Linked DNA regions of Homo sapiens: region 1 is linked to region 2. The links are chromatin loops, found by intact Hi-C in ENCODE. Cell type or tissue: GM12878. All regions are shown on one strand. Each heading gives the region's core, and the rest is flanking DNA. Links, peaks and the distances in the headings are about the cores only.

The links. Peaks named below come from ENCODE experiments on the same cell type or tissue, not always from the same donor. Only the 100,000 strongest peaks of a DNase experiment are listed, where the experiment ranks them.
Region 1: it touches region 2 in a loop (3-fold over the local background); 4 of 110 quality-filtered maps call a loop at or near these places.

What each region holds. Positions count from the first base shown.
Region 1 is chr2:227,847,359-227,850,273 of GRCh38, reverse strand. No RefSeq gene overlaps it. Among named protein-coding and RNA genes, the nearest start is that of DAW1, 23 kb to the left of the region's middle. In GM12878, for the core only: no CTCF peak of the experiment used is centred there; a DNase peak (open chromatin) is centred at 1,523; H3K4me3 peaks cover 294 bases; H3K27ac peaks cover 949 bases.
Region 2 is chr2:227,782,166-227,785,080 of GRCh38, reverse strand. No RefSeq gene overlaps it. Among named protein-coding and RNA genes, the nearest start is that of CCL20, 30 kb to the left of the region's middle. In GM12878, for the core only: no CTCF peak of the experiment used is centred there; DNase peaks (open chromatin) are centred at 1,460 and 2,033; H3K4me3 peaks cover 817 bases; H3K27ac peaks cover 1,896 bases.

The DNA.
Region 1 (2,915 bases), core at 170-2,669, 65 kb before region 2:
AAAAAAATATGTTGTTCATCTGAAATTTGAAGTTAATGAGGTATCCTCTATTTTATTCTATCTGGCAAGCTTCCTTAGGGATTATACCTATTCCAACCAGCCAGATGGGGAAAAGATCATGAGTAATCATACTCTAGGGAGTATTTATGGTCCTGGCCAGGATGCATTTACTCATCAAGAATCAATTTGCTTCCCACTCTGGCCAGTTTTCTCTCACATCCCTCCACCAGCCACGCCTGTTTCTTCTAATCTGCTTTAATCATATTGCCACTCTTTTTATCATCCTCCCAAACTCCTCAATGTGTCCTGGGAGTCCCTGCCCCTAACCTAACTGGGCAGCCTCATTTATTCCTCACTCTTCTCTTCCCCAACTCCTGACGCCTTTCTTCCACACCTCATAGAAATTGCTGAGGAAAAGAGTCAAACTCTAAAATATCTGAAGAGATTTACTCTGAGCCAAATATGAGGGACCAATGGTCTGTGACACAGCCCTCAGGAGATCTCAAGAACTTGTGCCCAAGGTGGTCGAGGCACGGCCTAGTTTTATAAATTCAAGGGAGACAGGAGACATTAATCAAATACATGTAGATGTACATTGATTCAGTCCGGAAAGCCAGGATAACTCGAAGCAGTGGGGCTTCCAAGTTATAGGTAGATTTAAAATTTTTCTGATGGACAATTGGTTGAAAGAGTTATTATCTAAAGACCTGGAATCAATAGAAACAAGTGTCTGGTTTAGGATGATAAGGGGTCGTGAAGACCAAAGTTTTATCAATCAGATGAAGCCTCTAAGTAGCAGGCTTCCAAGAGAATAGATTGTAAATATTTCTTACCAGACTTCAAGGTCTGTGTCGATATTAATGCTGGTTGGCTTTTCCTGAATTCCAAAAGGAAGGAGGGTGTAATGTGGCATGTCCAACCCTCCCTTCACATTATGGCTTGAACCAACTTTGGAATGCCCTTGTCTGAGAAGAGGGGTCCATTCAGATGGTTGGCGGGGCCTTGTAATTTTATTTTTGGTTTACAAACTCTTTGAGCCAAAATGGAGTTCTTCTGTGCCTCAGTAATTGCTCAGAGAGGGAGGAAGGTCATGACTGAAATGGGCTGATTGTCACTTAAATTAACACCCAGTGCCCCACCAGGAGAAGGACCGAAAGCAAATCTTCCAACTTTCCTATGAAATCCCTGATTCCTTTTCCTCTGTCGATGGATTCTGGGTCCAGGGTCTTTAACTGGCTTGAGTAATTTTTGTTAGCATCTCCAAAAAGGTAAAAGAGAAACTGAGTATAGACAATACTGCAAAAATATAAATTCATTTAAGGGAGGGTGGTTTTTAGGCTTCCGTTCAAGAAAAATAGTCTGACCCAGTTTTCAACTAGGTCAAGATGTGGTAGACTGAGTTAAATCATGAAAGGCCCAAATTACCCTAGAGCAGAGGAAGATTTTTGTGAAGTCACTTCCTTGCTGCTTCATTTGCTGGAGTGAAACTTGCCTTTCCAGTCGAGTGAGTATGGTACCATGAGGGGGCGAGGGAAAATGAACTCATAACTTTAACAACCCTCTTCTTGCAATTTCCCATCCTCCTCCCAACTTTTACCAGGCTCACCATTCCTTTCTGCAATAGTTGGTTTTTCCCTGTTTTAATGAGTTGGAATGACCCCCTTTTCATCTCTTCCTTCCGCCTTTTCTTTTATTCTTAGCAGAGTAAGAGGGAAAGAGACTTGCAAGTTAGAACACGTAACAGTGTTCACTTTTTTCTTCTTCCTTATTTTCTCTGGCATCATAACTCTTACAAAGTTTTTGGTTCTTTCGCGTGAGTATTTACCTTAGCCTGTTTAAATGATCAAACTATTAAGATTCCTCTTATGCCATTCTAGTTTCTCTTATAAAGGCTTTTCCCATCACTTGGTTTTGTTGATCTTTGAAATTTGAGCCCTTTTGATTTCCTGCAAATGTTTGCTCTTTTAAGAAAGAGAAATAAAAATAAGCCACATTTTATTTTTGCCCCATGAACTTCTAATTTTCATGTTTCTATTAAACATTTCTGATCATTTCTCTTTTTTTCTGCTAAAACTTTTTTACTTTTCTCTCATTTATCTCTCCCCTTTTTCATCTAAGAGAGATCTTAAGAACGCAGCTTCCAAAGTCTTCTTTGCTTATTTCTTCCCTTTCACACTGCAATGCTTCCCGATACTTTTATCTTTTTATGTCTTTAATCTCTTTTCTCTGTTTCCCTCCTGACTCATTCCCTTCTCTCTCTTCCCCTTTGTATCTGTGCCTCAATTTTCTCAAGTTTTCCTTAGTTTTCTCTTCTTTTCTTTACATCTTCCTTGGTTTTTCCGTTAGTTTGTATTTCCTTGTTCTAAGGGAGAAGGAGGGATATCTTTTTTTTTTTTTTTTTTTTTTTTTTTTGAGACGGAGTCTCGCTCTGTTGCCAGGCTGGAGTGCAGTGGCGAGATCGCGGCTCACAGCAAGCTCCGCCTCCCGGGTTCACGCCGTTCTCCTGCCTCAGCCTCCCGAGTAGCTGGGACTACAGGCGCCCGCCACCATGCCCGGCTAATTTTTTGTATTTTTAGTAGAGACGGGGTTTCACTGTGTTAGCCAGGATGCTCTCGATCTCCTGACCTCGTGATCCGCCCGCCTCGGCCTCCCAAAGTGCTGGGATTACAGGCGTGAGCCACCGCGCCCGGCCGGAGGGATATCTTAGATATTCCTTTTTACTTCATAACAAAAATGTTCTTGCTTCCAAAAACTCTCCAGTAAATCTTCTAAACATGAACAGAACATATTCTGGCCTCTGACCTGCTTTGGGGGCCCCATTTCTTAAACCCTCACACTCACCTGGAGGGCCGGAGTAGAGGGAAGAATTGCAGTGCCGAAGGAGTGAAATAGACAAAGAAGACTTTAGCGTGAGT
Region 2 (2,915 bases), core at 215-2,714:
ATGCTATCCCTCCCCCAGCCCCCCACCCCCCAACAGGCCCCAGTGATCAATGTTCCCTGCCCTGTGTCCAAATGATCTCATTGTTCAATTCCCACCTATGAGTGAGAACATGCGGTGTTTTGTTTTCTGCCCTTGTGATAGTTTGCTGAGAATGATGGTTTCCAGCTTCATCCATGTCCCTGCAAAGGACATGAACTCATCCTTTTTTATAGCTGCATAGTATTCCATGGTATATATGTGCCACATTTTCTTAATCCAGTCTATCATTGATGGACATTTGGGTTGGTTCCAAGTCTTTGCTATTGAGAGCATTTTTCTAATTCTATATACCAAAGCTTCTTAGCCACAAAAACAGGAACATGTCAACTCATCTTGCATGGCAGCAATTTTCCTGACTTTGGGCCTAAACTGGATAATGCAAATCATATATACAGACTTAACTGTGTAGCACCCAGTCTAAAAATATTTATAGTTATACAAAAGAGAGAAGTAAATAAAAACCAAAGTCATGGTCACATCTAACCAGAACAAAACTAAAGATTTGCCAGCTGGCTTCATGACGCAAGGTTTAGTAACTGACTATATCCTGGGCTCAGCAGTAGGCCCCTAGCCCCTCACTAAAGTATTAAATCTGCAAAGACAGCTCTATGCAGCAGGCTGGCAGTAGCTTCTGCCCATTATGAGGGTCAGCAGCCCTGCAAAGGCAAGGCAGAGACTCTTTGTTCAGCAGCTTCCTACCCTCATTTTCTTTCCAATAGGAAACAAACCACCCCAAAGGTCCCATCAACTCTGCCAAACCTCTCTGCTTCCCAACTGCAGCTTTACCAGAAGAGATAAAAAGGAGAAACTGCTTTTACTGTTTGGAAACAATCGTGGAGCTCATGTTCGGGAAAAAGTGAACACAGTGAGATCACACTTCTCCCTAGGTATTTGGGGTTATTTCTCACTGGTGTTATATGGATCTGGGAAAGTGAAATAGGGGACAAAAAATGAGATAACAGAAAAGGTCTCGATGCTAGGATTAAAGCTGAGTGGACAGGCCCGGTGCGGTGGCTCACGTCTGTGATCCCAGCACTTTGGGAGGCTGAGATGGGTGGATCACTTGAAGTCAAAAGTTCAAGACTAGCCTGGCCAACATGGTGAAACCCCATCTCTACTAAAAATACCAAAATCAGCCAGATATGGCGGCGGGCACCTGTAATCCCAGCTACTGGGGAAGCTGAGGCAGGAAAATCGCTTGAACATGGGAGGTTGCAGTGAGCCAAGATCATACCACTGCACTCCAGCCTGGGCAACAGAGAAAGACTCTGTTTCAAAAAAAAAACATTGAGTGGACAAGGAGGATATTCTAGTCAGACAGTCAGGGATCTTTAAGAAAGTGCTTGAGATGTGGTTATTCTACGTGGGTGGGAGGGGAATCACTACACGCTTTGAGAAGCAGAACTCTACTTGCTATCCACTTAGTTTTTCTTTCGTTTCGGTGACAGAATTTCTTCAAAAGCGCAATGAAGTTTCACTTCTCAGCTAGCACAGTGACCACCTCTTCCATGCTGTTTGAAGTTCTGGCTGTCTTGTGGGGTCCATTGTTACCACAGTAGAATCCAACCAAGGTGGGCATTGCCCCCAACTCCTGGTGTGACTAGCAACCCCATATAAATGGTTTTTCCCATTTCTTCACTTTGAAACCTCAGTCAATAGCTCAAGATCCTTACTATATAGAAGGAAGAAGAAAGGGAACTTCCTTTTTTAAACAACATTTACATAACACTAACATGGCTTTTATTCCAGACCTTTTTGTTAGTGATTTTCAAATATTAACTCATAACATTAAAAAATCCCAGGCTAGGGACTTTTGAATCCATTATTTACTCCTGTGTCTCTCAGAATATTTGGAAACTACTCATACCAGAATCACATGAATCTTGTGAACAGTGAAGCTGTCTACACCTTCTAAATCAATCCATACAACAACTGGGAGAGGTAAGTGTATTCACACCCATTTTTCTTTACAGATGAAGAAACTGAAACTCAGAAAAATTTATGTCCTACCGCAGGCCACATAGCTAGTAAGTCCCAGAGCCCCGATGGAAACGTGAGTCTGCCTGGCACTAGAGCTCATGCTCCTTCAGCAACAACATGGTACAGAATGAAATAATGTGGGAGAGGCTGGGCACGGTGGCTCACTCCTATAATCCCAGCACTTTGGGAGGCCGAGGCAGGTAGATCATGTGAGGTCAGGAGTTCAGACCAGCCTGGCCAACATGATGAAACCCCCCACTCTACTAAAAATACAAAAATTACCCAGGCGTGATGGCACATGCCTATATTCCCAGCTACTCAGGAGGCTGAGGCAGGAGAATCACTTGAACCTGGGAGGTGGAGGTTGTGGTGAGCCAAGACCGTGCCATTACACTCCAGCCTGGGCAATAAGAGCGAAACTCCATCTCGAAAAATAAAATAAAATGAAGAAACAATGCGGGAGGATGAACACATGGATGCTGCCTGCTACAACTTCAGCAGCAGAGTCTTGGACATCCACCTTGCGCAAGACATTCCTGAGTGGCACTGCTGTGTTTCTCACACAGCACCTTGGCCTCAGTAGACAACCATGGGACAAGGAAGACTGGGGACTGCATCAAGACCTGAGGTGAGACAGGAATGGAGTGGACAGCAGCTACAGAAGGTGGGAGCCGTATGAGTTCAGCTGTGGATCATCCAGGCAGAAGAACAGGATGTCACGATGCTCAAGAGTTAAGAAACTGGAGTGTCCCCAGAGATGACAAGCAATCTATGAAGAGACCTATTCAACAAAGTGGGTAGGGATGCAGAGAACAACAGAGAAATGAACAGAAAATAACAGAGCCCCATCACTGTGCCCAGTTTTCAGGACAGGCTGCGGTCCCTGGGGTGAGAGC